Linked DNA regions of Homo sapiens: region 2 is linked to region 1. A link is an interaction called in ENCODE POLR2A ChIA-PET data of the cell type or tissue named here. Cell type or tissue: IMR-90. All regions are shown on one strand. Each heading gives the region's core, and the rest is flanking DNA. Links, peaks and the distances in the headings are about the cores only. Region 1 overlaps CMSS1 (cms1 ribosomal small subunit homolog). Region 2 overlaps CMSS1 (cms1 ribosomal small subunit homolog).

Region 1 (16,006 bases), core at 3,083-11,082:
TTTAATAAGAGTACCTATTACTGCTTTAACAAGTCTACATTCTTGTTATATTTACCACAGCCCCAAAGTCAATCTTTTTGATGTCTACAGCAGAGAAGGATATTAGCAGATTCATAAATCACAGTCTTATTTGCACTTCTGCTTTTAAAGCAAACATTTAAAAAAAGGTGTTCTGTCTTGATTAAGGCCACTTATGTCCATGGGTAAACAGGCTGTGTTTGAACTTCATCCCCCAAGCATTCCACCTCAGGAACCCAGGTCAGACCTCCAACCATGACCCTAAGTGCTTGCTTAAGACGTACTTAACATAATTATAATATTGTAAAATGGTGACTTTGCTAATTCTTCTAACTTTCTTCAGATTTACTTTATAGTATTTCCTTTAAAATTGTTGGGAGCTTTTATGGGGTTTTTTGTTTTGTTTTTAAAATTTGTTAGCCTTTAAAAGTGCATTAGGACAGAAATGGCAGAGTTACTGCTACAGAATTACTGCATTATTTTGTTTTGAAGGCCAAGTCTAGTATTAAAGGAATGAAGGCTTGGTCCCTGGCTGTATTCCTGTATTCCTGACATTCTTCTAAAATTCTAGATCTATCCTTGGGTAAGTCAAGGGCTTATATTTAGGACCCTCATCTTCAAAGCGGAGATACTACTACCTAACGTAGTTGGCCATTCTGGAAACAATATAAAATAAATTAATGTTTAAAGGACACATTAGCTCCACATCTGATTATATAATCATCCAAATGAATTTATAATAGGAAGAAAAATTCTTCCACTGTTGAGGTTTATAACTAGGAGAGAAAATATCAGTTGAACTTATAATTGACTCTATGGCATATAAGCAGATTATTAATTTTACTCTTTGTCCCTACAAATCATGAAACTTTCATCATCGCCAGTACCTTACTTTTAGTTTGTAGTATTTCTTTAAAAATCTGAAAAACTCAAGTGTCCAGAAAAGTATAGAAACCATAACAAACTGCTATATGCTACCACACAAATTTATAAAATTTTAATAATTTACTGTATATTAGAAAACAGTTTTTAAGTACTGTATTATAGATGTATTATAATGTATGTATCTCTTCTGAAACCCCTTCTCCTCCCTTCCCACTCCAGAAGTAACCACGTAATCTTGAATTTGGTATTTATCATTCCCCTGTATGTTTCATACTTTTTAAAAACATGTACATATATATTGCTGAACAATGTATAGTATTACATTTTCAAACCTTATGTAAATACCATATTGAATGTATCTTTCTAAAACTTGCTTTTTCATCCTAGATTATATTTTTGAGATTCTTCCTTGTTCTATTTTACTGTAGTTTATGTATTTTGATTGCTGTAAGAATATTTCATTATATAGTCCATCATTTACTTGTTCATTTTACTGTTTTTGAATATTTTTTTTTCAGTATTCAAAAAAATGCTACTTCAAACATTCTTGCACATTTTTTTCCCTTGTGTTAGGTGATAAGAATTCTGTCACAAATCAGCTGTGGAACTTGATTAAGACATTGACCCATTGCCAGGCACAATGGCTCACACCTGTAATGCCAACACTTTGGGAGGCCGAGGCAGGCGGATTACCCGAGGTCAGGAGTTCAAGACCAGCCTGGCCAACATGGCGAAACCCCATCTCTGCTAAAAATACAAAAAATTAGCCAGGTGTGGTGGCACACACCTGTAATCCCAGCTACTCAGGAGGCTGAAGCCCAGGAATTGCTTCAACACAGGAGGCCGAGGTTGCATTGAGCCAAGATCGCGCCCGGCACTCCAGCCTGGGTGACAGAGTAAGACTCTGTCTCAAAACAAAAAGGACATTCACCCTCTTCAGGTCCAATGACCTGATCTGGAAGTGAGGGAGCACTTACTATGTGTGCTAAGCATTCTTCTCAGCATTTTCCATGTATTAGCTCATTCAAGTCTCACAACAACACTATGAGGTAGGGAATATTATTATCTCCATTTTACAGTGAACAAATGGAAGCACGGGAAACTTATTGAAGGTTGCACAGCTAATAAGTGGCAAAACTGGGATTTGAGTCTAGGAAACCTGGCTCAGGGACCCACACTCTTAAAAATCATGCCGTAATGTCATTATGCTGTATTGCCTAAGACAAATGCATATATACACTGGTACAAATACCTTGTCCGAAAAATGCCTATAGCCTTACTGAAGAGACTATTTACAAATACGGTATAGATGAACAATGATGTGTGACAGTAGTTGTCACTGGCTCTTCCCTAGGTAGCCAGGGAAAGGCTCATTTATTTGAGAAAAGCAAAGGCATAGAAGGGATATTTTTGTGTAGGAATGGGAGGTTGGGGATGTGTAAGAGATGAGATTGGGAAAAACCTCATTGTGTGTATATCTATTTATTTATAAAAATATTCATGTACTACCACAGTATATTATGTGCTTTATAAAAAACATTCAAAAAAGACAAAAATGAAAAATTATACATAAACAGGATTTCTAATTATCTTTCCCCACCCCTATTGTATTTTCTTGAACACCTAGGAATATCCTTACTCTGGGCTATAGAAATAATGGAAGGTTGTTACATAAATATATTTAATATAGGTAAATATTACATTCTGCTTTATTTATAGGTATGTTCACAGATTAATTATAGGGCCATCTATGTCCTTTGTCTTATATTTTTAAGACAATTTTATTCTTCATTCATGTCTCACATGGCGTATCTGACCTGGTGCTCCATACATAATGGGCATGCATTAGGGTGACTGGCTTGCTCCTTTTACTTTGTGCCCAACTGTCTCAGGTACATGTTAGTGTTTAACAAACAACCCCAAAACTTGGATGGAGGCTAAATAACAATGGCTCAGAATTCTGTGGGTTACTCCACAGCTTCAGCTTTCTTACAGCTATTCTGGGCCTGGATGGTCTAAGACGGGCTCTCACGTATTTGGCTGTTGGTTAGTTGGACTAGGAGAGCCTCAGCCGGGTCATCTCATCTCAGCTGTATGTGACTCTCAACTTACAAGAAGCTAGACCAGGCTTCCCCACATGGTGGTCTCAGGATAACATTCCAAGAACGTGAGAGTTGAAGCTCCCAACATCTCATTTGTGAAAGAATGTCACAATGTCAGCCCAGATTCAAGATTGAGGAAATAGATTACACCTCTACATGGAAGAAGATACAAGGCCACATTGCAAAGGAATGGAAGGAATTAACTGCAGCCATCTTTGAAAAAGTTCACCACACCCACAGATTCAGATTTCTGTGAAAATCTAATAAAAGTCTAGTTTAAAAGAGGAGCGAAATATATTTGGTTCTTTACTTCTTTTCATTTCCTGGAAGTACATAGGGTTTGGTTTTTGTTTTTTTCATTTTACATGATGAATTCCTATGTTTTCCTCTTGCCCACATAGTCCTGTGTGGAACAATAGTCTACTGATAAGAATCAACTTGTATCCTGCTGCTAATCAATGAGAATTTCTCTGCCCTCATCAACTTAATCTAGGATATCCCTTCCAGAATACCAAGATAATGTAAGCTTTTATTTAGCAGGGTAATTTGCTAAACATTGTTCATAAGTAGTGCCCTTTTAGCTTAAGGCAGCCCTGAGCTGCAACAGAAGACTGAATGGAGCTCTGTATACATTCTAGCTTCCTCACCTCACTCTTAAAGTGGGTTAGATGAAATCTGGTAGGAGAACATAGATCATTTGCCAGTGATGATATTCATAAGTGGTAAAAAAAGGAATGACCTGAAACATTTTTATACTGTGTTTGTTATTCTTCTAAAGAGATTAGAGTTTTACTGAGACCACCAATTCTCTTTGGAGGCTGGGGATAGTAGCATCAACATTCTCACTGATTAATGAAGTGGTGTTCACATTGGATTTGTGAACAGACCCATCATATGCAGACTTCTGGTCTACTGAGGAGCATGTGTCTCTACATGTTTACAGTGGTGGAGTTTCCTTGCCCCTCTGCCAATAACCACAAAATGATCAGTAATGAGAAATAATTAAGTATCTAGAGGAAGAAAACAAAGACATGAATTTCATGATACTCTCATGCTTTGTATTATCAGTGACTTCATTGTTTCTCTTGGCAAATTTTTAATGCATCTGTGCTTGGCCCAGGGGTGCATACTAGGGTAAAGAAAAATTTTGTAATAGCAACAGTGGTTTGGGATTTTCAGGGTACCAAAAAAAAAAAAAGGAAAGTTGCTTTTTGTGTATGCCAAATAATGATACTTTACTCTTCATGAAGTGCTGACCTAGTACCTAGTGAGTTTACAAGGGAAAAAAACCTGCTTAGTTGTCAGTTTAACACAGCCTAATGTGTTGTTATCTGTGACTGTCATAACCCTAGAACGATAACCTTCAGGAGTGTAGGCTGGGAATCAGGAAACCCAGCCTCTGATCCCAGCTCTGCCTTTAATTAGCCAGGGTCTGTGTTGTTGCTTATAAAATGAGAATACTGGGATAGGTTGTCCCATGAGATCACTCAGGCTGGAACAAGGACCAAGGATTGTTTCCTTTGACCTCTACCCTGTTCCTCACCCCCTGATGGATCCCGTGATAGCAGGGTTAGGACCTGAGACTGGATGATCTTTGAAGTCCCGGGATTTCCCGCTTTAGAATTCTGGGACTCTCTGTTGTCTTGTATCTATGGATACAAATACAGTGCAGTTGGCAGTGAGAAGTAGATCCTGCTTTGTTTTCCTATGTAGTTCCTTTAGTCAGTTTTACTTGGGCTTAAGTTAGTTGAAATCATGGTGTATCTTGGTAAGGATGTGTCCATGCAAGAGGACTAGAAGAGAGTTTGTAATTATTTACTTAATTTATTTGCAGGAAATGGCCAAATGTAAATAGAAGTCTATTCTACTCATTACCTTCCTCCAGCAGCCCCTCAGCCAATTACTTATTATAAAATTTAAATTTTAAAAATCATTCTTTATTAATGTTGTATATTAAAAATTACTCTACATAGTTAGGTGCTACTTAGACATACTTTTTAGTCTTCATTTTCTTACTCATTTTTGTTTTAGAATTGTGGATGTGACTAGAGGATATTTTTGCTTGTATCAAGTAAGTGAAAAGCCTCAAAAAAGAAATCATTTTTGGTCTTGGTCATTTAATATGGTATCGAGGTAGCCAAGCAAAACTACTCCAATTTAGAGAAAGAAAATAATAGTAATAATGGTAGCTAACATGTATTCATTACTTATCATATACAAGCCCATTCTAAATGCCTTCCTTTGATTAACTCATTTATTTTGCAGAGGAAGGAACTGAAGCTTGAAGCCTTTTTTTTTTTTTTTTTTTTTTTTGTGACAGCATCTCACACTGTCGCCCAGGCTAGAGTGCAGTGGCACGATCTCGGCTCACTGCAACCTCCACCTCCTGGGTTCAAGCAATTCTCCTGCCTCAGCCTCCCAAGTAGCTGGGACTACAGGCGCGCACCACCACACCCAGCTAATTTTTGTATTTTTACTAGAGGTGGAATTTCACAGTGTTGGCCAGGATGGTCTTGATCTTGACCTTGTGATCTGCCTGCCTCGGCCTCCCAAAATGCAGGGATTACAGGCATGAGCCACCTGCGCCCAGCCCGCTTGAAGCCTTTTTAAATCACTTGCCAAAGGTCACACTGCTAAAAAGTGGCAGAGTCAGAGTCAGGCCCTAATTTAGGCAGTCTGGCTCCAGAGCCTACTAAATCACTATGCTGTATCTACTTAGCTTTTATAAAAAGATATACATAGTAAAGGAAAAATCCTGGTTTAACATTAATTTATTCAACAAACATTTATGAAATGAAGCCCTACTATGTCAAGTATTGTGCTACGCAATTTTGTTTTAACTAGCTTATTTTCTTTTCTTTCTTTTCTTTTTTTGAGACGGAGTTTTGCTCTTGTTACTCAGGCTGGAGTGCAGTGGCGTGATCTCGGGTCACTGCAACCTCTGCCTCCAGAGTTCAAGCAATTTTCCTGCCTCAGCCTCCCAAGTAGCTGGGATTACAGGCGCCTGCCATCATGTGGCTAATTTTTTTGTATTTTTAGTAGAGATGGAGTTTCACCATGTTGGCCAGGCTGGTCTCGAACTCCTGACCACAGGTGATCCACCCGCCTCAGCCTCCCAAAGTGCTGGGATTACAGGTATGAGCCACCATGCCCAGCCTAGCTTATTTTCATATGTGGACCAATCTCCAATTTGTTGAATTCTGAGTATCCAAAATTATACAAAAATGTGAGTAACATAAATTCACAAACCCCTAGCCTTTGAGTCTATTCAATAAAGATGTTCTGTTTTCATATATTGTTTATGTGCAAAAACTATGTATTTTTAAATTTTCATGTGCTTTTCTCAACCACTGCTGTCATATTGAAGTGGCAGGAGACATGTCTTAATAGAAAGAGTATGAGATTGTGGAATCAAATAGAACTGGTCTTAAATCACAGCTCCAACATGTTAGCTCTGTGGCCTTGGGCGTCAGTGAGCCTTTAAATGTAAAATGGAGATAATGGTACTTGCTAATGGGTTTATTATTCATATTTGGTTAGCACAGGGCCCCTGTTGTTAATGTGTGTATCCCCATGTCCTACAGAGTTGGACCTCAGCAGGGATTTATTGAGTGATTGAATCATGCAGTCCTCAGCAGAGCTGGTTGGCTCTGAATAGGAGCTGCCTCATGGTAAAGATGATTCATTTGCAAACCACTGGCTAGAAATTAGAAAAAGGGTACTGAGAATCTACTGAAGTAGCTGTGTATAGACCTCTTACCACATGCCAGGCACTGTTTTAAGTGCTTCAGTTCATTTATCTTATTTATCTTAAAGAATTTTAGCCTGAAGTAAATGAAAAAAACAGAAAACCTGTAGGAAGGGAGTTGGTAAAGGTGAATTAAGGTGGAGACTCTCATAAGAGATAGCAAAGACAAATAAATTAATATCAATTTCAGGGCAGCACTGGTGCCTGCAAAAGGCTCAGGAAGTGTGTGTGTGTGTGTGTGTGTGTGCGCGCGCGCGCGCGCGTGCATGCACACTCGTGCTGGGTGGGGAAGAAATGTTAGATCCACGTAACTTACTGGAAATCTCCATTTAATTTCACTGAATTTTGTAAACTTTCGATCATAAATACCCTGATCTGCTATCCCTCACCCCCAGCCCTCTCACAGACACCCTCACATGCATGAAATGAACTGAGTATGCACTACACTATTTTTTAATTTGACAGCACCATTAACCATCATTAGTTCTGTTTTTAAGCATGTAACATTTTATTAAGGCAGTCATTTAAACTTAGTGTAGTGGGAAATTTTAGACATAAATTGTTTGTTTTGATGGCAAGAAGACTGCATAACACGGAGTGAGTCTGTGCTAACTGTACGACACTCATGGCCAAGGAACAAAGCTGGGAGTGATCCAAGGCTTTAAATTTGAATATATTTAACACCCCATACTTTGCTGAGTTTAGAGGGCAGACTGTCTGCTATCTTTACATTTGCACTTGCATTTCCCCCTATCTTTACACAGAACCTTTAAGCTAAGATTTAGTTCCCTGAAAGAATGGAAAGAGATGTATTAAGATTATGGGGTTCTCAGCAGAGCTGGTTGGCCCCTTTAATATTAACTGACTTATGGTAAATGTGATTCATCTATGAAAATAGTGGCTATAAATAGATGTTAATAGCGCTCAGTTGCAGAACAGCCAGGTTGTGCTCACATGGCCAGATTAGGGGAAAAAATCCTGTTGGGTATTTTATGTGGTCTTTCAAAAAAAAAAAGTTTCCTTTTATTGCCCTACTCACCCACATTTGAAGACACTAAACTCAGCCAGCTGCAGTAAAGCTATCTGATGGCTAAAAAAAGACAATTGAAAACAAGATAACCTAATTTAGTAATTGGCCTCCGTTATCTTTTTTCTCCCATTTTCAGTAAAAATCATTGAAACATTTTCTTAGTGATATTTTTCCTTGTAGGGCATAGACAAGTCTTTAGACAAGGGATTGGAAAGTGGGGATGTATGATTCAGGTTCATATTCCCAAGGATTCTAAGTCCTAAGAGAAAGTCAAAGCCACAGAGAGAAAATCAAATAAGAGCTTCAGAAGGTGGTGCAGTAGTCTCTCATCCATCACCCATAGTATCAGGCACTTAGTATTTTCCATCATCACCTGCTCACTTGTTATATGCCTGTGAGTGTCCAAAAGTGCTTCCTTGTTGTGAGCTGAAATCCAGCTCCCAGGAACTTTAGTTCGTGTATCCTGGTTCTGCCTCCAGAACTAAAGCAAGCCAAGCTACTCTTCTTGCCACAGTGTAGTCCTTTAACCGAAAGGACTCTATTCTTCTTTATTCCAAATGAAACACTCAGTTTCTTTATTCATTTCTTACACCACCTAGTTTCAGTCTCCTCCACCCACAACTCACAAACACATTTTGATTGTGCCCCTTCAGCCCAGGGTCTTTCTTAAAGATATGCATGGAATTGGGTATAATTTCCCAGATATTAAACACAACTAAAGCAGTGAATTGGTGAAGGTATATACTCAGGGAAGATCTTAGCAGCTTTTCTGATAGTGGTTCCAGTTGGAATTTTAAGTATGGATCCAAAAATTTGATAGTAGGTGTTTAATGAAAACTTCTTCCAGTTTAGCTTATCAGGTGAATGCTTGTAATGATACCTTTCACATGCATGTTTCTTGATACATCAGGAGACAGGGTATTATTTCCCCAGTTTGCAGATTCCTCGTCTGCAAGATTCAGGAATCTTCAATAATTTTAGTTTACAAACAGTGGACCACAGATAAAAAGCTAGGTATTCTGACTTTTTTTTCTCTATGCTCATGCTAAATTAATTGACATTTACTCTCTTTTTAGTTTGGAAGTGTTCTTTGGTTTCTTGTTTTCTACGTGCTGCAGTCAGAGAAGCTGCTGGGCTGTAGATACAGAATAAACAACCACTGATGAGGTCCAGTAGGGCAGACTTACATCATGGCTTTTCTTAGCTGTGTGTTGTGAAGAAAGGACAAAAAGAAATATAAAAATCTTCAAGTATAAATAGTGATTTATCCAAGTTTTCCATTACAAATCAGTGACTCTTTAAAGATTCTTTTCTCATTTAAGGTTGAAACAGGGCTGAGAATGTTTTCCAGATCTTTGTGGAATACAGCAGAAAAAGGAAATTATTTTTATGTAGTCCAAGTTAGGTTTAAATGCATTTTTAAATGCCACACTTCCAACCCTAGATCAGAGCTCTTGAAAATCATATGATTCTTTTAACAGTTTTCAAACTACATCACTTTCCATATTTCTTCCAACTTCATGCTCTGGTTTTTCTTAGAAATACAGTGATAATGAGCCAGTCACTTAACCTTTCTATTTTCTTTGAATTTTTGTCCGTTTGGACCTTGGAGCCAGTTTTGTCCAATCCCCTTACACTGTAACCAAATCCCAGCAAGGTTAACTGATGTGCCTATGGTCATGCCCTGAGCCAACACCAGAAGGCAGGTCTCTTGCCTACATCTCTGTTGTTCTTTCCATTGTATCACTTCTTGTTCATAGGCCAACCCCTGTTTCCTCCAGCTCTAGGAAGATGTGAATCCTAAAAGATAAAAATGCACCTTTCAGAGAACCCGAAATTTCCTACAAATTTTTATTTTTGTGAACCATCTTCCTCACCTTTTAGGTAACAATAGATCACCCTGAGTGCCTTTTGGCCTCCTCTTGCCTAGGCCAACCCAGCCTAATAAGGACCTTGAGGTAAACAGGTGATTCAGAGGAGGTCAAGAGTTTCCATCTTTACATTCCAACGTGAGGTCTTCCCTTTCTTTCATCTAAGGAACTGTGACTAGAATAGAGATGGGTTGTTGTAGAGAAGATGTTGCAACTCTTAAAGCGCCTTGGGCTACCCCTAACTTCTAAGCCATTTGGCTCCCCTTTCCCAGCATCTCAGGTATACTCCATTTATCTTCCTATAACTGGCAGAAAGTTTAATAACTTCTTGCCTCTGAAGCATATAAGTTTAGTCTGAAACATTTGCACTTTCTCTTTTTAGGGGAAGAGAGGGAAACTAACTTTTCTAAAGCTTCTGTTTTTGCCAAATAATACGATTCATTCTTCCTATTCCTTACGTCTTTTTTTTTTAGACACACGGAGTTGATATTATTCTCTTCAATCTACTGATGAAAAAACTGAAGTGTTATAAAGCTCACAGCTTATTATATTAATAGTAGAAATACAGGTTCACGAGTAAATACAAAATACTAGGAAATACTGTAAATAATGTTCAATGCACAAAGTGTTTTGGAAGGATTTGAGAAAGAATGACTAATTCTGCCAAAGGGCCTTAGTAAAGCCATCTCAGAGATAAGCTTTATCTTGGAGAATGAAAAAGGGTTCCCAGGCCATATGTATAGGTAGAAGGTGGATGAAAAACACAGTATGTGGGGAATATCAAATTGTGCCTATGCTGAAGCACAGGAGGTGTTCAATGGTGAAAAGTGAGGGCAGAAAGGTCAACTGTGGGTATGCATCACAGGGCTGTTTATAATAAGGGAGATGAAACAACCATGTATCCAACAAATAATAGGGAATAATTATATGGATCATAGAATATCAGTGCACATATTCTGTGGCCAGTGAAGCAGCCAGAAAAAGTCAAGTTTTCAAGGAGTATTTAATAATGTAGGAAAATATTTGTAATTTGTAATAAGTTAAAAAATTTGGAAAAAATATATTGATTTATCTATTATATTGTTTTCATATTTGTGAGGTGTTTTTCAGAAGAGAAAAGGGGATGAATGAGATAAAACCTTGAAATTGATCAACAATGCAATAGCATGTTGCCTTGATAGCAGCTGGTTTGATTATCCATGAGGTGGGAAAAGAAGACTAAGGAAATTTGAATGTGAACTATAAATTAGGTGATATTAAGAATTTACTGTTTTCAGGAGATCTAGACCATCCTGGCTAACACGGTGAAACTGTATCTCTACTAAAAATACAAAAAAATTAGTGGGGCATGGTGGTGGGCGCCTGTAGTCCTGAGGCAGGAGAATGGCGTGAACCTGGGAGGTGGAGCTTTGTAGTGAGCCGAGATCGTGCCACTGCACTCCAGCCTGGGTGAGAGACCAAGACTCCATCTCAAAAAAAAAAAAAGAAGTTACTGTTAATCTTATTAGATGTGTTAATGGCATTGTGTTTATGTGAAGAATGTGCTTTTTATTTTTCCAGATGCATAATGAGGTATTTAAATGTGAAATGACATGTTCTCCTGGGATTTACTTTTAAATACTCCAGAAAAAAATAATGGCAGGGGATAGAGGTGAAATAAATATGGCAAAATATTGAGGATCTCTGAAGATGGGTAAAGAGAACATGGGTTTTATTCTTCTTTCTACATTTTGTATATTTGGAAATGTTCATAATAAAAGATTTGAAAGAAAGCACTAGGCACATATTGGATACATAAACATTTTAAGAAGTGGTTTCCTTGCCAGTCGCCGTGGCTCACGCCTGTAATCCCAGCCCTTTGGGAGACCGAGGCGGGCGGATCACCTGAGGTCAGGAGTTCAAGACCAGCCTGGCCAACATGGTGAAACCCCGTCTCTACTAAAAATATAACTAGCCGGGCATGGTGGTGGATGCCTGTAATCCCAGCTACTCTGGAGGCTGAGGCAGGAGAATTGCTTGGACCCAGGAGACAGAGGTTGCAGTGAGCCGACACAGTGCCACTGCACTCTAGCCTCGGCGACAGAGTGTGACTCTGTCTCAAAAAAAAAAACTGAAAAACAAGAGGTGATTTTCTTAAAAGAAAAAAAGAGAGTGCCATGGGGGAAAGGGGAGAAAAGAAGAAGGAAGGCACCAAGCTTGGGTATCAGGCATAGACAGAGAAACAGGAGAGTAAACTATGTCCCAGGAGCCAAGAGAGAATTATTTCAAGGGGCAAAGAGCTGCTGTGACCTCATTTTAACAACATTACCACTGCTTAGAACAACTTTGGACCTCCACTTTTGGAGTCATCTGCTTTGAAATATCCCTCAGCTGGGGCAAAGCCTGTTTCTTTAAAGGCGAACTTAATTTCTGATAACAAGAACAGGTTCCTTAAAAACAAATCTAGTGAATCTAGTGGTCAGCTCATGCCTATTTTGGTCAAAAGAACCAATTATGACATTAAAATAATGGGACTGGCTTTTGTGTGTGGCCTTCAAAGGAGGTTTGAAGACATTTCCAAAATGTGTCAGCCCTGACACTTTTTCAGAATAAGCTTCATAAGATAAAACCTTCAATAACATTACACATTTGGATTAATAACTCCGGGCTTTTATTTTTCATATTCCATCTACTTTGGTTAAATGTTAAATCTTGCCGGGTATGGTGGCTCATGACTGTAATCCCAAAACTTTGAGAGGCCAAGGCAGGTGGATCATCTGAGGTCAGGAGTTTGAGACCAGCCTGACCAATATGGTGAAACCCCATCTCTACTAAAATTACAAAAATTAGCCGGGCGTGGTGGCATGCGCCTGTAGTCCCAGCTACTCGGGAGGCTGAGGCAGGAGAATCGCTTGAACCCGGGAGGTGGAGGTTGCAGTGATCCGAGATCACGCCACTGCACTCCAGCCTGGGCAACAGAATGAGACTCCGTCTCAAAAAAAAAAAAATTACATCTTTGGTGTCTTGGAGCTTCAGTCTATTTTCTATAATCCAAATATAAGCAAAGCAGTAATAAACAGCATGGTAGACAGCAGGGGAAAGAGCATAGGCTCTGGAGTCGGCCTGGCCGAGTTATAATCTTACTTCCCTCGCAACTTCTGCTGTCCAAATTGGGTCAAACTACTTCATTTCTTCAGGGCTCAGTGTTTTATAGGGTTATTGGGAGGATTAGAGATGACACATACAAGATGCTGTGCCTGGTACCTAGAACATGATAGGAACTCATAGCTTATCCTAATGGAGATGTCATAATGATACAACTTTATCTCTTGGTTCAGCAGACATGCCTTCCCTCTTAGAACATCAAATGAGATAAGAAAATAACTAGTGGATTTTTAGCATCATGAGGAGAGTACATTACTCAGGCCCTACCTCACCAAAGGGAGGGAGTTCTTCTAGTCAGTGCTAAACAAGTATTTTAAGAGTGTGTGTTATTTTGTGCCTAACTGAGATGGAGATTGGCAAGCTGAAGAAATTGGGATTTGGCCAAGAACCAGTGCTTGTTGTTTAGTAGAGAGGTGATAGGGAACTATGATCCTGCCAGTTTGGAGGGACGTAACATGAAATGACTTCTTGGTCCAAGCTGGCTACAGCTGTTCCAAAAAAGATGACAAAGGCTGCTGATTCAGAGGGGGATACTCACCCAGGCTGTCACGTCTGTCTCTCCACCAAGCAAGACTTTTTTAATCCTCTAACACAACAGCAACACAAAATTTACTGTCTGCAGGCACAATGCTAAGGCACTTTGTGCACACTAAATCGTTAGGCACTGAAAACAACCCTGTAAGGTAGTACTCTGATTCATCTGCACTTTATGGGTTAAAGTAACCGAAACCTAAAGAGGTTAAGTTAATCTGCCCCAAGCCACAGAACTGGCAAGTGGCAGAACAGGAATTCAAACTGGCTTCAGAGCCCACCCAGTCTTTGCAAGCCTACTTTCTAATGCCTGAATTCCTTCTCTTTAGGAAGAATTATCTGTGTAAAGTTGGGAGAGACATCTCAGCAATTATGGTGCAGCACTGACTATATCAATAAAATTAAAGTAGCCAGTATCTTTCACCAAAGACCTGCATCACAAAGTGGTGAGAAGAGAAAAAAACATAGATCACCAGGGAGAAAGGGAAAAAGCCTAGGTTTGGTCAAATCTGCGATGAAGGCACAGAGTGAATTAAATTCAAGCTTCTTCACTACTGTTCATTATTCGGCTCATTCTAGGCAGTAGGGAGGGAGTTGTTATAAAGCAGGAGCTTATAACAGCTTTTAGACTCTGCTTAAGTCAAAAATCATCAAGAATCATCAAAAAGCATCAAGGAAAATACACAGAACAAGCAGTCACCCTGCTGTGCTCTCCCTGATGCTTTTTGGTGGTCATGTGGCTGTGACTAGACCCTATGAGTTCGGGTTAAGTCCTGGGTTCTTCAGACTGATAAAAGGTTTCTTCTCATGTCTTCCTCTAAGAAGGGCCATCTCCACCCTTTCCAAAGTCCCACTCATCGCTACGAAGGAGTGCTTTCCCCATACTCCCTCATGAGGTGAGGTTGGCTTACCCAGACTGCTTCCCAGCCTTGTTGCGTAGATCTGGACCTCAGACTCTCTGAGGTCTGTGGTAATGGGGATAGATTGAGCTTGGGGGTTCCACCCACTGTGTGTGGTTCCATATAGCCCTTTGTTAGAAAGCACCCAGGGCAGCCAAGAGTGCGTGTTGACTAAGGAGGGTGGCTGCTGCTAGGAACTGTAAGTAAATAAATGGATGTCAGAAGCTTACAATTAAGGAGGGAAACAAAGAATCATTACTCTCCCTTAAGCATGTTGCTTTGGATGTTTTAGCAATGATTATGAAGCATTTACACACAGACTAAACTAAGCTCTTTGTGTTCCTTGCAAGGTAGAGAGCCTGCCAAGTCAATTTCAGCATGCAAAACCCAGACAATTATTTTGGCATTTAGGAGCAGCCACTGTTTTTGCTAGGGGTTGGGGGCTGGCAGCCTGTTGACACAGGAAGCCTTCATAAGGAAAGAGAAGTCAACTTTAACCCCAATTTTTTTAAAAAGAGAAACCCTGTCAGGGCTCTCACGTTCCCACCTCTTATGCGAAACCTCTTGTCACAGAGCCAGTGGGAGAAGCCCTTGGGCTTAGAAGTGCCACACATGCTTTTGTGTCCACAGCGTGCAACTCATTCATAGCTGTTTTCATATCCTCTGCCTAGCAGCTCTTTTGTGAGTGTGTGCATACAGACAGTTGGTAGATGTATTTCTAGTAATAACCAATAAAAAGATAAAGTTCTTGAAATTATGGTCTTGGTTCATCAGATAATATATGCTTTATGATAGTCATTCTCAACCTGTAAGCCCAGAACTCCTGGGAGCTTTCAGAGTTGACAAAAGGGGCCCTGCAATCCATATAGCAAAAGCATTTTAAAAAATTGGGTATGTCTATTACATCTTCAGAATAGCCCTGGATACTATTGTGATTGATAGCTTATAAGCTGCTTTAAAGTTTTCTGAATTTGTTATAGGCTTTTATAACTATGTCTTCACTCAGTCAATGAATAGAAAAAGCTACAACTATCAATGGAGAATTTGGAAATTTTTTGTTACGGAAAAGGAGTTTTCATCCTAGAAAGGGTGTGTAAGCAGTATCCAAAGGTCTTTTCTGTGTGGCTGCTAAACAAAAGACTGCTTTCTTATTATTGAACCTTTTGGTAGTGTTTTCTGACACAAATGATTTCATGTCTGTATCAGAACTGCCCTGTTGATGTAGCTGCAGCTAAAGAATGGGCTGAAGGCATTTGGTCTTACAGACTGTTAATCTGAAAAAAGCAAATGATGCCATTTTTTTTAGTGTTAAGACTTTATGCATCTAACCCACTCTCTTCAGTACAAGTTACCATGCACATCATAATTACTTGAAGGTATTTGAGGGATGATTGTAGTTTAACGTGGTGGTGGCTACATCTGGAGGCCTGAATCCACAGTATTCTTATTTTTAGCCTTTAGTAGGGACTGCTTCTTCCAGTATGTTGGCTGCAGTATTTAAAGTAGTGATTTGCTGGCTCTATACTACAAAGTACCAAATTGCCAATAGGCACTGTCTCCATCAAGGATACAGTCATTTGTTGCACAGGTGCTAACAGAGGTGGGCGGATCTCCTGAGGTCTGGAGTTCAAGACCAGCCTGGCCAACATGGCAAAACCCCGCCTCTACTAAAAAAATACAAAAATTAGCGGGGCGTGGTGGCAGGCACCTGTAATCCCAGATACTCGGGAGGCTGAGGCAGGGAGAATCACTTGCAGCTGGGAGGTAGAGGTTGCAAT
Region 2 (16,006 bases), core at 3,052-11,051, 190 kb after region 1:
TTCTCTGAAATGTAGAGTAAAAGAGAGGGAAGGGATAATTCTAGCAACATCTCAGATTGGACCAGTGTCTTCTCCTTGGCTAAAAGATTCCTTTTGCACAGGAAAATACACGAGTTAGAAGTCTTTCTCCCCTCTCAGCCTTCCTTCTGTCTAAAAATGTTATTTCATTCTAATCCTGTTTTCTGTATTAATTGCACATCTTATAAAGAGGTATTATACCAACCGTGCTAAGCGTGGCACCTAGCACTGTGCTAGGTCTTGGTCCTTTAAAGACAAAACGTTGTCCTGTCTCTGTCGCTCAGGAACTCATAGTCTAATAGGAAAGGTGGTATGAGATTCTCATTTTAATAGGCTAGGTGTTCTGATGTAGGGCTGAGTAGCCTGTTGTCTAAGTCTTCCTGAGGTGGAGGTCAGGGAGGCTTCACGGGGTGGGGGTGGGGATGCAACTATTTTAACTGGACACCTTGGGCAAGGAGCAGTAGGTTTCTGGCAGGAAAAGAGTAAGAAGGAGGGCATTCTAGGCAGAGGACACCGAGTCAACCCAGGCACCCTGGCAGGAAAGCGCAGGATGGCTTCAGCCCTTGCAGCTGCCCCGTGCCTTAAGGACAGGGCTATGGCATCCAGCTTTGTACTCATGAAAATTGTGTGGCTCAGCTTTAACTTTGGTACCACTGCATGCCCTGTATTTGACATAAAACCTTAGATAAACCACTTACGTCACAGCTTCTCCAAAGTGACCCCTGAATTCAAGCAAACTCTTTTTTTTAATTCTTTAAGTTCTGGGCTACGTGTGCAGAACGTTCTGTTTTGTTACATAGGTATACACGTGTCATGGTGGTTTGCTGCACCCATCAACCCATCACCTACATTAGGTATTTCTCCTAATATTATCCCTCCCCTAGCCCCCCACCCCCCTACAGGCCCGATGTGTGATGTTCCCCTCCCTGTGTCCGTGTGTTTTCATTGTTCAGCTCCCACTTATGAGTAAGAACATGAGGTGTTGGTTTTCTGTCCTTGTGATAGTTTGCTGAGAATGATGGTTTCCAGCTTCATTCATGTCCCTGCAAAGGACATGAACTCATCCTTTTTTATGGCTGCATAGTATTCCATGGTGTATATTTGCCACATTTTCTTAATCCAGTCTATCATTGATGGACATTTCGGTTGGTTCCAAGTCTTTGCTATTGTGAATAGTGACACAATAAACATACGTGTACATGTGATGCTATTGTGAATACTGCCACAATAAACATACATGTGTGTATGTCTTTATCATAGAATGATTTATAATCCTTTGGGTATATGCCCGGTAATGGGATTACTGGGTCAAATGGTATTTCTAGTTCTAGATCCTTGAGGAATCGCCACACTGTCTTCCACAATGGTTGAACTAATTTACACTCCCATCTCAAGCAAATTTATCCTGGTGCTCTGAGGGGGCCCCTGGTGTCACCTCAATACATGTTTGTTGATGAAGGATGCTGGGACCTCAGAGGCTGGCCTCACGGAGGGGCTAGAAATAGGTGAGGCTGCTCCCAGCAGCAGAACCAGTAGCATATGTTACAAGTGAGGTATTTCAACACTGCAAGGAGAATCTCGGCAGAAGGCTGCGGCACAATTCCAGGTGTGCTCCTTGGGTTGGGGCCTGATCCCAAGCAGCAGATAAGGAACGAGTAGCAAGAGACATGGAAAGATAAGAATTATGCAAGGAAGCAGAACCCCATGCAAATAAACTAGGTGCTGAGCAGAGCTATAGTCCTAACAGAGAAATTAAATGCATGGAGGAAACCAAGGGAAAAGTTTGGGCCTATACCCTGAGCAAATCAGGAGGTGATTGGAGAAAGACTGCTGTTCATGCTGTGTACAAGTACCCAGAACCCACTGCAGGGCTTCCAGAGAGCATCCCTAGGCAGTAAGACAATTCTAGACCCCCCTTTCTGGTGTGGGTGGGCTCCTGGTAACCTACAAAATTTGGTTTTGCTGGCTGAAGAACCAGACAGGACACAGTGTGAAGACTCAAGATCTTCCATTTTAGCCACTGGGCATGGTTGGAAAAACAAGACTGGCACCCAGGGTACTTCTTAGTTTCCAACAACTCCATGATTTGGCAGCCTAGGCCGGAGCCACATGGCAAAGTGACAAGGGTATTCCTCCTTAGGCCAGCTTCACAATAGCTCCCCAGGAATACATTGTGCTATTCATTCTTAGTGTTCTGGTGCTTCATGTTAAGGTTCTTTGTCATTTTTCTTCAGTTAAGGAACACCATGCCACATACATAATAGGAACTCTGCTCTCAACCGCAAATAGCTTTAAATTAGAAGGACTAACCCCTCTCCCCCTTATTCAAAATGCATTGTGTGCCAAACCTGGTGTTTTAAAGCAATAGTTTTGAAACTTTCTAATTGCAGCCATACATCAGCTCTCCATTCTCTCAGCTTCTTAAGTCCAGTCAGGGTGGTCCTGGTTAAAATGAATACATGAAAAACCTCTAATAGTAATCCAGATTTATGGTAGTACAATAGTATTTATGGTAGTAAAAACATAAAATATAAAGATGGCCTTCTTTACAAAAAATTTATTATTTGCAATTATATTCATTTCATTCATCTATTCAACAGTTATTTATTACATGTCCACTATGTCCAGGCATATCTTGAATACTGGGGAGATTATATTTAAAAAGCAGATGGTATTGGTCCCTCCTATCTTGGAATGTAAAGTCTATGGGAAGGATCAAATAAAAACAAGGTAACAAATCAGATGATAAGTACATCTTGTGATAGTGCTGTAATAGAAAGGAAGAGAAAATCATGACAGAGAACTGGGGGAGTGAGCGAACCTCAGATGTCAGAGGAGACCTCTCTCTGAAGAGGCCATTTAACCTGAGATGGGAGTGATGTGAAGGAGCTAGAGGAGGAAGCGTTCAGGTCTGAGAACAATAGGTGTGAAGGCTCCGGGGCAAGAAAGGAGTTTCCATGTTCTAGGCACTCCAGGAGGTCAGCATGGCTGGGGTATTGTGAGCCAAAGAGGAGGCAGTGGGATTGAAGGAGGAATTAGGGTCCCAGTTAGGGGAGCCCTGGGGGTGGTGCTAGGGAGTGTGAGTGTTATTTTAAGTATAAAAGCAGACTGCTGCGATGTTTTAACCTGGAAGTTTACATGATCCTATTTACCTTTTGGAAAGATCTTTTTGGCTCTCGTATGGAGAATGGAAGGGTCGAAGTGGTTGCTGGGGGTCCAAATACTGCCTGAACAGGGTACTCCCAGGCCGTGCGCTGGGTAGACCCAAGGAAAATGACCTGGGAATTCATGGACTGTAGGCAGCCTATCATTAATTTTCCTTCACACGGCTCTTCCTCTAAAGGCCAAAAGCATTTCTCTCTGCCTGATGATTAACAGAAGAAAAGGTGTCAGAAGTGCTGTCTTTCAGGTGGTCCAGTAAGGTAGGTCCCGGCCCTAACGCTTTGTACAATGTCCTAGATCTGCTATCATTTTCACTTTGCAGGTTGGTTAAATTCATGCCAACTTCCCAGTGTTCTTCACCTTTGTTCCTGGTACAAATAAGGTATTCAATAAATATTCATTACATTAACTTCACTTGGATTTCTAGTGGTCTGGGTAGAGAGGGAGAATTAGAGATAGCACTGGGGTCCTCTTTACCTCCTATGTGGAGAGGATATATTTGTCAGGTGGTTACCATGGCTCTTAAAGTATTACTATTTTCAGTCTATGACAGATACAGTTCAGAGCTGAAAAACATGACTCTCCGCTAGAATAAAAGGTGCTGTATACATACAAAAAGTTTTTTAAGAGCATCTGGTTAGAGTTTAATGTGGCTGAAAACATTCCTATTTTTTTTTTCCTGTTTCAGTTACTCAATTTTGGCTAAAAGTGTGCTTTGGAGATTTTCCAAAATAAAAATTCTGAGGTGAGAGATATTTCAACCCCAACAATAACTTGAAAATTGGAAGTTGGAATAGGAACGCTGTCACCAGCACTATGATGATTCAATTACATGTGAGAAGTCTAGTTTCTGACCATTCAACTGCACACTTCAGCTACAGGCATCAGTGTTTCCCTTGTTTTCTTTCACAGTGAGTAGATTTAGGGGCAGAAATGAGAATGATGAGAGAAAGCAAGAGGCTGAGGAGTACAGGCCTTTCCATTGGCCCCCAGGTCACAGCTGGTGACCCTGACCTTCTCAGCAGCCTCATGTGATTAGGAGCCTGCAGCAAACCAGTCACGGGGTAGGTCCTGGTTCCCTCCCTGTCCTCGCAGTCCTCACCACCCAGCACCAATAGCCTTGCTTGAACATCAAGGACATCCTAGAGGAGGAAATACATCCCCAAATGGCAAAAGGCCACCTGGGCCCGTGTGAGAAAGCAGGGGACAGCACTCCTCAGCGAGGTAGTAAACACAAGGCTCTGGGGACAGGACCTGGCACTATATGCTGTCTAGTAGCAGCAGCAGTTGCTGCTGCTGCTCTTTATTATTGATGTCAATGGTTTATAAATTGATGAGATGTATATGCGTTCACATGTCAGGTACTAACTCTCAGATCCCCGTTTTCAGTCTGTACCTCATCCCCACCAGCCATTCCTGCACAATCCCTCAGGCACTGCTTGACGCTTCCCTTTGAGTAAGGGCTGTTTATTCTCTGTATTTTAGAGCTGCCCCTGTTCACAGTACTTGCATTATTCCAATATCTCCATTCGGCAATTGCCATTTCTTCTTAGTGCCACTCCAAATCTCTTTATTGGGAGAGGTCAGTCTTCGGAAGTGAAAGAAATATATAAATGCACCATTCTAGCCACACCATTTATTCCCTGGCTTCCTCCTCTTTCCCATAGGGAGGGTGGTTTTGTTATCATGTTACTCTAGTGCTTCTCATGACGGAACATAACTCAATTTCTTCAGTCATCTTTTGCACTTCACTGAAGAGCTCTGTGATCTCAGGTGCTTCGTTTTGCTGGAAAGGGAAGAGCGGGACACATCTGATCCCTCACTTAGAAAAGCAGGAAATAATCATTTTAGTTAGGGGCCTGGGAGACACATCTGTTTGCAAAAGGAAGGAGTTGCTGTTTCTCTGGCTGTCTGCTTCCTTCCATCTGTCCCAAGCCCACCCTTGGAAGTTATAGCTGAGCAACTCTCAGTGAAATAAATGTTGTAACGGGTCAAGTAATTAGCAGGCAGAATTATGATTGGGCTGTAACCTAACTCTAATCGCTGACCTCAGATAATTAATTTCATATGACATAACACCTTAGCTGTGTGCTGGCTTAAAAGTTTCCACTTGTCTCTCTCTTTTAGCTAGATTGCATTTTCTATTTCTGGATTTGTCCTGTTGATGAGTCAGGTGGCCCCAGACTCTTCCTGTGGATGAAAGGGGCATCCTGACTTGGACATATTTTCTACATATGTAAATTACAAAAAGGAAAAACTCTGTGTCCTTTTTTTGGCATAAAAGTAAGGGAAACTGGAGGGTTGAGTGAGGAAGGTATAAACTAGCCAGTGTAAATAAACTCTAGCCCTAGGGCATGAATGCAGCAAGATGTACAACAGAGAAAATGGTGCTCTGGAACAATGCTTTTCTATATTAAAAACAGCCATTATAAGGAACTTGTGGTATAAAGGGTCATGTTAATATTTGCCACCAAGTTAAAAAAAATTTACAAAATAAGATATAACGTCTGTATGATGATCTATGTATTCCTATGCCACAGTGAGTGGCTTTGTCTCTTCCCCTGTAGTACATGTGGAAATTGTCACTCTACCCATATCCCTGAGTCCTAGAACTGTTCCTACAGCTAGTGGGCTCACTGGGGTCTCACCTGCTTTGACTTTCGTAATGGAATTTGCTACATGAGTTCAGAGAGATGGTATGCTTTTCATGTTTTTTTAAAATTCACATGGTGAATTATCTTGTATACTGAAAAGACAGTTGAAAACCAAAATCATCTTTGAATGCCTAGTTTTGTTTAATAATCAAAGGAAGCTACTGTGCATTATGCCAAGTTGTAATTATTAGGAACCTAAAATAGTTGTACTTCTCTTGAGTAATTGATTGTTTTGTCATTGTCATTTTAGCTTATGCATACTATGAATAGTGACCAGGTTTCCTTTTTCACATGGGTTCCTACAAACGTAGAATCAAATTTGTGCCCCATCAGTAGCAAATGTATAGGCCATTATATCTTTATCATAAGTCTTGGATTAATTTCAGGTCCAATTCTTATTTTTCTTTCATATTCACTCCCACTTTTAATTTATATAGTCTTTTTTTGTAACCTTGTAAGCTGCCTTAAATTTTTTTCTAGAATAAGATGATCTATAGTTAACTAAGAGCTAGATATTGAAAACACAAAAGAAGAAAGTTGGGGCTGGATGCGGTGGCTCATGCCTGTAATCCCAGCACTTTGGGAGGCCGAGGCCGGTGGATCACGAGGTCAGGAGATCGAGACCATCCTGGCTAACACGGTGAAACTCCGTCTCTACTAAAAATACAAAAAATTAGCCAGGCGTGGTGGCGGGCGCCTATAGTCCCAGCTACTCAGGAGGCTGAGGCAGGAGAATGGTGTGAACCCGGGAGGCGGAGCTTGCAGTGAGCCGAGATCTCGCCACTGCACTCTAGCCTGGGCGACAGAGTGAGACTCCGTCTCAAAAAAAAAAAAAGAAAGTTGGGCAGAGAGAGAACTAAGGAAAGAAAGCAGACAGGCAGGCAGCTATGCACGTCTCAGTCACTTAACCTTCCTAAGTTTCAAATCTGTAAATTGCTGACGTCCAGCATATTTGTGGGACTCAAAATCATTTTTAAATAATGAACATGAACACAGTTTATAAATTCTACCCTTATAAATTATAGAGCTCTATGTAGCTTTGTTGTGATTATTTTAAAGCCATTTTCAACTGAGGCAATTCTCCATTGCCAAACCCTTGGCCTAATCCTCATTCATCTCTGTCCAGTAGAAGGCACTTCCCTCGAGAGCAGGGCCCAGGCTCTTCTGAGAGCTTTCCATGGGTCCAGCCAAGAACCAGAATCCTTACAGCACATAGAGACAATGTCGTCTTTCCCAGGATGGCTCTAAAACCTCCAAGCCCGACAGAGTTCTGTACCTTAGCTGTTCCAGGGCTAGGAAATCTAATTATCTAGCTGCAAAACAGCTAGCCAGGAAATCCTGTTTACCTCAGTGTCTCAGTATCATCTAGGAGATTTGGTGAGGACATTTGCACAAAATTCCCCAGTCAGGGACCTTCCACCCCATATATAGTTCCCAGTGGGATTTGGGGACCCCAAGAGCATCCCATCTCTCACTTAGAAACTTATGGGACCATCATCTCACTGCTTACATAATCCCACAATTAGAACCTCTTGACAAAGGAGTCTGTGGAATGGAGGGCGTGGAGACAGACCTTGGTGATCACTGTTCAGCCGCTGTTACTAGTGATCTTGTTGAAGTAGTTGTGCTTTCAGGTGAAGGGAAGCAGGAAGAAAGGCTGGTAAGTACAGCCCAAATGATCCATTACTGTCAGTCTAGTTATCTTCTTAAAGTAGATTCTGGTTAGGTAAAAGCCTCTCTTAGGTCCCATCAGTGCCATGATTAAAGCCAGACACCCCAGCATGACAGGAGACAGCACACGAAGGAGGACAAGAGTGAGTTTCTGCACTATCTGTGTGAGAATGCTTGCTCTGCCTATATGACAGCCAAGGAACCTGGACCAGGCCTCATGCCTTGTCAAGCCTGGGCTATGAAACATGGAGATAATAATGAGGATTCAACTGTCCAGGCAAAGTGCTTAGCACAATGCCAGCCTTTCTCACATCTGTGACTTTGCACATGTTGTTCTGGAACGTTCTTTTCCTGGTCTGTGCACTGAACTTCTACCCTTCAACATCCTCTTGAGACTTGCCTCTTTCTTGCCTTTCCTAAAATACAGCAACAAATCCTCACCCCAGCAGAATGTAGAGTTCTGCCCTTCTCTGCACATTTTAATTATTAATTATCTTTGTCACAAGATTTATTATTAGATATTATATTTACTTCATTAAGACACCAAAAAAATCCAATTGATCTTAAAAATAAACATAACATATGGTAGAGAGATTGTTAATGTTTTTTGCAACTTTAAACACCATTAGAAATTTTATGCTGTGAAAGACAAGCCAATAGCTAAATGCATATTTTAATTGAGTTATAATTTACATTTATTGAGGTACTCACATCTTAAGTGTACTGTTCAATCAGTTTTTACCAAGACCTAGAACATTTTCATCACACCTAAAAGTTCCTTAAGATCCCTTCCCAATCAAACCCACCCCACTCCCCACACCCATATACACAGAAGCAACAGCTGATCTGACTTCTATCGGCATATGTTAATGTTGCCTACTCTAGAAGTTCCTATAAATGAAATCATACAGGATGTACTTCATCATATCTGCTCCTTTCACTCAGTAATGCTTTTGAGATTAATCCACGTTGTTGCATTTGTCAGCTATCTATTCCTTTTATTACTCAGTAGCGTCTACTGTATGAATATGCCATCGTTTATCCGTTCTCTCTTGTTGATGGGCATCTATCAGAATTTTTTTATTTTAACTTTTAACTATCATAGAGTAAAATTGGCCTTTTTTTCTTTTGGCATACAGGTCTATGAATTTTAATACTGTACAGATTTGTGTGGGTGCCACCACAGTCAGTATACAGACAGTATCATGAGATAACTCCCAGGTGCTTCCCTTTATATTACCCCCTACCACCCCTAGCCCGTACCTCACACCTGTTCTCCATCACTGTAGTATCACATTGCATTTTAATTGCTTATACACATGTCTGTCTTTCCTGCTATATTGTCAGCTTCTCAGAGTAAGAACCACATCTTCTTCATCTTTCCTCCTCGGGGCTTAGCACAGTGCCTAGTACATAGTAGGTGCCCATTAGATTTTTGAGGGATGAATGAATGAATGTCCATGTGGCCACACAATGAGTCCTTTCATAATTCTTAGTAGGGAAGGGGAAGAAGAAGGTTGAAGGAAACCAACATTACCTTTGCTCTTTTAAAGAAAAATTTAGGTCCTTTTTTCACAGCAATAATGATTTTATGATTTCAAGAAATTTTAAAGAGTGCTCTCTGGTAATTGCTACTTAAGAGGATATGTTAAGTCACACAAAACAGTAATCTCTCCATAAAAGGAGTTCAGCAAATGTTTATACTAAAAATATTACTGCTGATTAAGTTTGGGCTTGAAAATTAAAAAGGAAAAATTTAAACATGCTTTTTTGTCTATTACCTGTTTCTAACTATGTTCCAGAAGCCTAAAATTCTCCCCCAGAGTCTTTAATATATTTTTCAGCTATCCCCAGCTCTATAAAGATCCTTTACACTGTATTCAGAGAAACTCAATACTCACACTGTTACTTTTGACTGAGGTTTTGGTTTTCTTATTTTTTCCTAAACCAGTGCCATCTTTATCTAAAATTCGTTTTACTAAAGTCATTATTACTATAAGTGACACTTGGTTCTCATAGTGTCTTCCCTAGAGCATATTCAGTTCTTTTCAGCTTCAACTTTACTTTTCTTTTCTTCCTTTCAGTGTTTATTACTGTTTCCTTTTTCATTAATCACAATGCTGAAATGACTCTGTATATATTCTTTTTATCCTCTAAATTTCACCCACCAGGATATTATCTCCTACAAACTGAGCCCTTTGCCAACTCCATGTCACATTTTCTTTAAGCAAATAAATTTTCTCCATATGCTTAGCATATACCCCTGAGCCCTATAGCCTATTTCCCCTTTTAAAACAGAAATGGGGAAACAGCTGTTCCATTCCTATAAAGTGTGTCCTGTTTTATAGATAACCCTGAACAGCTCTATTTTGATGTCTGCAATATTACTTGGTCCTTGAAATTGTGAATTTCCTGGACCTGAATTTCCCTTTCACATTTGGGAAAGAAAAATTAATTCTACTGGATGTTTCAGTGCACTACGTAGGCCATGAGGTCTTCTCTAAAAGTTTGTTTTGGTAGCTACTGAAGGGCTCATTTCTTCCCTGCAGCACAACAAACTTTTTATCTGTAAAGACTCATATTATGTGGCCATCTCATTGAGTGTTTTAGCAGAAGTTGATTGTATATATCTGCTGGATCCTATGCTGCCTCCAGAACATACAAGGATGAAAGGACACATTGCCCTAAGGGGGACCACAGCCCAGTAGGGAGGACAGACGCAATGTGAAGAGTTTTCTAATACCTGAGCCGAAACAACCACCTAGAGTACGAACTAGCAGACTATGGCATGTGGGCTGGCCACCTGTTTTTGTATGGCTTGTTTTGTTGTAATATAGCTATGCATACTCCTTTACATATTCTCAATGGCTTACATATTGTACAATGTGTAGTTGTGATAGAGATTATATGGCCCACAAGCTTAAAGTATTTACCTGGTCCTTGAACTTAAAAAATTGCCATCTTCTAGCTTAGAAGGAGCATCAAGAAAGTGTATGGTTGGTCACCAAAGAATAGGATAGTGGAGGACATCCTGGAGGATGACAGCATTTTAAGGGGTAGGTGAAATAAGAAAGTGCATGAAGTGATGGGTTGGGAACCAAATCACAGTGTTCCAGAAGACAAAGGAGGAGAGAGTGTCAAAAAGTTGAGAGTTAACATCAGTACCAAATGCCCCAGGGTAATCAAGTGAGGTAATGGTTATGATGACCATTTTGTGAGAATTCACTTGTGTGCCAGACTGTGTGTTAAGTAACTTACATTCATTACATCAGGACTCCATGTAACAACCCTATGAAGTAGGTACTGTTAATATCCCTGTTTTATAGATGAGGAAACTAAGGCGCAAAAAGAGCAAGTAACTTTTCCAAGCTCACACAGCTTGTAAATGACAGAGGTAAGGTTCCAGTCTAGGCATCCCGATTCTAGGGAGCTTGTAATTTTAATCCCCGTGCTATAGTAATTTACAGTGGCATGATGGCGGTGGAAGATAGCTTCAAATGAGTGATAAACGATGTCTACCACGGGCAATACACTCATCTGAGTGTTTCTCCCTATCTCATTTCAACAACTTCACTTTATATTTTAGGAAACCAAAGCACACAAAGAGGAACTAACTTGCCCAAAGCCAGCTATTGAGTGGCAGAGGTGTGATGTGAACCAGGGCATTGTGGAAGGACACAGCTTGGTACCTGACTTAGCCTGAGCTCCCTCCCTACATCTCTACTGACCCCCATCCAGCCTCAGGCCTTTCCCAGTTCTCTTGGAGATTTTGACCTAAATCTGGTTCTCGCTTCCTTGCTACTCCCTGCACCCCAATGTGATAGCCATTTAGGAAAATAAAAAAGAAGAAAGCTCAATGTGTTTTTTAAATAACTTAAGGTGTGGTAGCAATAGAAAACTCATAGGCAGATCAATGGAATTATACCATAGCATATGTATAATTTGTGTTTTGATTAAATAAAAGTGTCATGACAAGAAAGTGAGGAAAGGAAGAATCATTTGGCAAGACATTGGGACAATTGATTAAATATTTGTAAAGGTAACAGAGTTAGAGCCCCACATTATACTCAACAAAATCTATTCCATATGGATTTAAGTTACATGCTTTTTTTAAAGATTAAATTATTTTAAACACTAGATTATGTACTTTGAAATAGAGATAATTTTTCTAAGCATAACTGCAATGAAAAATGATATATTTGATCTCATAATTTAAAACATCTGTAAATCGAAAGTCATAAAAATTAAAAGATTAGGCAGCATTAAAAATTAATCTTGGCTGGGTATGGTGACTCACGCCTGTAATCGCAGTGCTTTGGGAGGCCAAGGCAGATTGCTTAAGGCCAGGAGCTCAAGACCAGCCTGAGCAACAAAGAAAGACCCCCATCTCTAAAAAAGTTTAAAAAATTGGCCAGACATAGTGGCATGTAGCTGTAGTTCTAGCAACTCAAGAGGCTGAGGCAGGAGGATAACTTGAGCCCAGCAGTTCAAGGCTATAGTGAGCTATGATGGCACCACGGCACTGCAGCCTGGGCAACAGAATGAAAGCCTATCTCTAAAAATGAATAAATAAATAATTTGTTAAGATTAACCTTAAAATTAATAGAGCCATAAAAGTTGATAAGCAAAACATTAAAACTTTCCTTGACAAATGAACAGTTAAGAACATTCTATGCATATAAGAAAATAAAGGCCAGGTGCGGTGGCTCACGCCTGTAATCCCAGCACTTTGGGAGGCTGAGGCCGGCAGATCACAAAGTCAGGAGATCAAGACCATCCTGGCTAACATGGTGAAACCCCGTCTCTACTAAAAATACAAAAAATTAGCCGAGCATGGTGGCGGGCGCCTATAGTCCCAGCTACTCAGGAGGCTGAGGCAGGCAAATGGTGTGAACCCAGGAGGTGGAGCTTGCAGTGAGCCGAGATCCCGCCACTGCACTCCAGCCTGGGCGACAGAGCAAGACTCCATCCCAAAAAAAAAAAAAAAAAAAAAAGAAAAAGTAAAATATTTAGTCTCATCAAATGATCGCAAATTAGTAAAATGCTATATTATTTTTACCTATTTACAATATTAGAAAGGTAATATTCAGTGTTTACTGGGGTGTGATAAAAACATACACAGTGTTATACAGTGTTGATGACTTATAAATTGACCCAAAAGCTTGTGGAAAAGAGTTTAGAAGTTAAGACCTTTTAAAAACATGTATACCTTTTTACAATGCAATTTTTCTTCTAGAAATCTATTCTAAACAGAAATATATAAATGTTACATATAATGATGTTTATTATACTATATTTGCAAAACCAAATTTTTGAAATAATCTAAGTAATGATAGAAGAACAAAGAAATATATTGTAGACAAACCATGGTTTACTATAAAGCCACTAAAAATGTTTTTCAAGACTAATGACATGGGGAAATACTCATAATATAATATTAAAGGATAAAACATTTGTATATGATACATAATTCCAGACATGTAAAGCTATGTGGATATATACATAGTCTTATTCATATACACACAGAGACAGAACAAAAGTAAATACCAAAATTAGAATGCTGGATATCTTTTACAGTAGGACTGTCTTTTTATAGTGGAACCAAATTTTTTTGGTTTTTTTTTACTTTTCTGCATTTTCTAAAAATCTCCACAATGAATATGTACTATTTTTATATGAAGGAAAAGGGTAAAAAAAGGTTTTTAAAAATTATGATGCTATCAAATTTGTAGTATAGTATTGATAAACCAAATCTTATTTTACTCTGTCTTGTTTATTTACTCCATTAGACTTACATCTCAGCGTTATCTCACCCCCATCACGTAAGACTTTAGGGTTGTGGTTCTCGAAGATCAATCCAAACACAAATCATTATGTGAATACTTTTCGTATAGTTGGTAGTCAGTTGATAGGCTAATTCCTTAAGCCCAGTTTGTCAATAGGAAACTTTAAGGATGAAGCAATGAAGGACCTTGTCCTAAGCTATACCCAAAAACTCTGTAAGAAAAGGCTTTTTCCATTGAGAAGCTGGGTGAGAAAATTAAGCATTCTGAAGCAGGGTAGGTGAGCATTATACCTACCTTGAATAATTTACATTAACGGGATACATTATGTATTAATAGTATAATAGGTAGTTGAAGTCTCTGTGAATGCCAAAGGGTACTCTTAACAGAAGTACTGTGTTTTTTCCATTGTAACACTTCTCTTCCTTGGGGTTACACTCTATAACAAGGGTGAGTGGATAGTAGGTCTAGATGTAGCCTCATAGGCTTTTTTCTTATGAAATTTCTGTTCGGGGAAATTATGTAACTCACATACCCACATGTGGGCCACATTAACCTATTTTTTTTTAATGTTACCCTATTCCTCTGTACTTCAGCATTCCACCTCACTCTGGAAATTTTGACACATCCAGGGTATATAGCATTCTTAACAGAAGTTGGCCCAAACCAGTAGAGAATCATAAATCACAGCAGTATGACTTCATCAATCCACAATTAAGAAAACTGTGGCATAAAGTGGTTTGCTCAGGATCACAAAAATTAAAGCTAAAATTTAGGCTTTCTTCTGTCGCTGTTCTGGGAGCTGTTAACAGGTGTTCCGCAGTGAGGGGTTTGGGGATCAAATAAGTTCGAGGATGGCCTCATCTCCATTTCCTTACTTGGACAGTAGTAATCCATATTAATATATTAAAGAATCTCTGCAATAAGACAGATAATATTAATAAACCAGATGGGATATAGGGAAAACAAGTATAAATCAGGACTAGCCAAGGCAAACCAGGATATATTTTCTTCCTAGCTAAAAGATAGGATGGGGTGGAAGGAGTGGTAGAGAGTTACTGACAGATATTTGAACTCAATTAGGTTTAGGTTTTTTTGGAGGAGGGAGGCTGCCGGCCACATGTAGATGAATGTTAGTTAAATATAACATACATTATTATATGAAATTGGGCTCTACCCATAAAGCCCAATGGATTCTAATAACTTGCTTAAAGACCAGTGCCACCAGCAAGCTGCTTGTTTTGCCTTCCAAATTTGAGAGGCAATATTGCATAGTAGTTAAGAGCAGACTTTGAATCAATATTGTGTAGGTCTAAATCCTGGCTCTCTTTCTTATTAATGTTGAGCAGGTGCCTCCATTTCTACCTCTGTAAAACAGATTATAACAACAGTACCTGTCTCATAAGATTGATATGGGAATTAAATGAGTTATTTACAAAGAGCATTTAGAACAGTGCCTTGTACAAAGTAAGGATTATGTAAGAGCTGTTATCATTAGAATTGGTTTCTATTCCAAGAATGAAGAATTTATATAGCAATGCTTCCAAATGTACAAGTATTCAGGCCCAAAATGCCACCACCAACATCCATGGCTCTGTTCATTTAACTGTAAAAGTTGGGTAGAAAAGATTGAATTGAAATTGCTCATAGCTTCAAAACTGCCCCAAAATATATAAATGTTCAAACATTTAAAACAAACTAGAAAGGAAGAAGGATTGGGAGCTTTAACATTGCCTGAAGTTGAGGTCATGTCACCTAAACCCCTGATGTGGACTAATGATTCCTGAGGAGCCTTTGTGTGTGTGTGCATGTGTGTGTGTGTGTGTGTGTGTGTGTGTGTGTGTGTGTGTGTGTGTGTGTGTTTAAGAGACAGGGTCTTGCTCTGTCACCCAGGCCTGGAGTGCAGTGGCATCATCATAGCTCATTGTATCTTCGAACTCCTCAGCTCAAGTGATCCTCCTGCCTCAGCCTCCCAAGTTGCTGGGACTACAGATGCATGTACCACTGCACCTCACTTCCTGTGTGCATATTTAAAAATAAGTGAATACAACATTACTAAACTGGAGCAGTCAAATTTTTAGAAAATAACCATTAAGTTTGCTGACTTGCAGCTAGTGACAGAAATTTTGTAGCATTTAAGCATCCCATAAAAAGTTGAGGCATTTTTCTTTAGTTGTGTTTTTCAAATGATCTTTTTGTTCTTAGTACTTTGCCTTCTGTCAAATTATCAGGACCCATGAAATGACTCCAGCTCAGTGTTTTACCATCCTAGTCCAAAAGTTCTAGCTTTAAAGTTTTCTGTGGGAACAGAAAACTTTAAAAATTTTGTAAGCAAACTCTAGATCTGTTGTCTCAACTAGGAAAATAGGAGCATTATTGGAATGTACATCAGGCTATAGCTGTTGCCACTAAAAATGGCAAAATGAAAGGAGAAAAAGGATCACCCACTCTCCTTTCCAGTTCAGAATGACAAGAAAACTTCTGATAGAGAGAATCAAATCACAAGGACTTATATCCAGAAGCATTTGTTTTGTTAAATCTTTTGGAGAGAAGAAGAGATCTTAAGGAGCTTGAGAGATGGAGAAGATAGATCATGCCCAGTTTTTTGCCGTATGTTAGACAGCAAAAAAGCAAAAAGGAAGAGATGATAACTAGAAAAAAAAACAAATAAAACTGGACTGGCGCCAATAGAAAGCCCGATGAAGCACCACACGCCCA

Evidence for each region. Peaks named below come from ENCODE experiments on the same cell type or tissue, not always from the same donor. Only the 100,000 strongest peaks of a DNase experiment are listed, where the experiment ranks them.
Region 2: POLR2A ChIA-PET joins it to region 1 with 14 read pairs; 2 of 35 experiments call an interaction of 5 or more read pairs at or near these places.

Annotation. Positions count from the first base shown.
Region 1 is chr3:99,931,076-99,947,081 of GRCh38, forward strand. All of the region lies in intron 1 of CMSS1 (cms1 ribosomal small subunit homolog), which reads left to right. All of the region lies in intron 1 of FILIP1L (filamin A interacting protein 1 like), which reads right to left. All of the region lies in intron 1 of LOC105374010 (a long non-coding RNA gene), which reads left to right. Among named protein-coding and RNA genes, the nearest start is that of MIR3921, 25 kb to the right of the region's middle. In IMR-90, for the core only: no CTCF peak of the experiment used is centred there; a DNase peak (open chromatin) is centred at 6,656; H3K27ac peaks cover 243 bases.
Region 2 is chr3:100,120,342-100,136,347 of GRCh38, forward strand. All of the region lies in intron 1 of CMSS1 (cms1 ribosomal small subunit homolog), which reads left to right. Among named protein-coding and RNA genes, the nearest start is that of FILIP1L, 14 kb to the left of the region's middle. In IMR-90, for the core only: no CTCF peak of the experiment used is centred there; no DNase peak of the experiment used is centred there.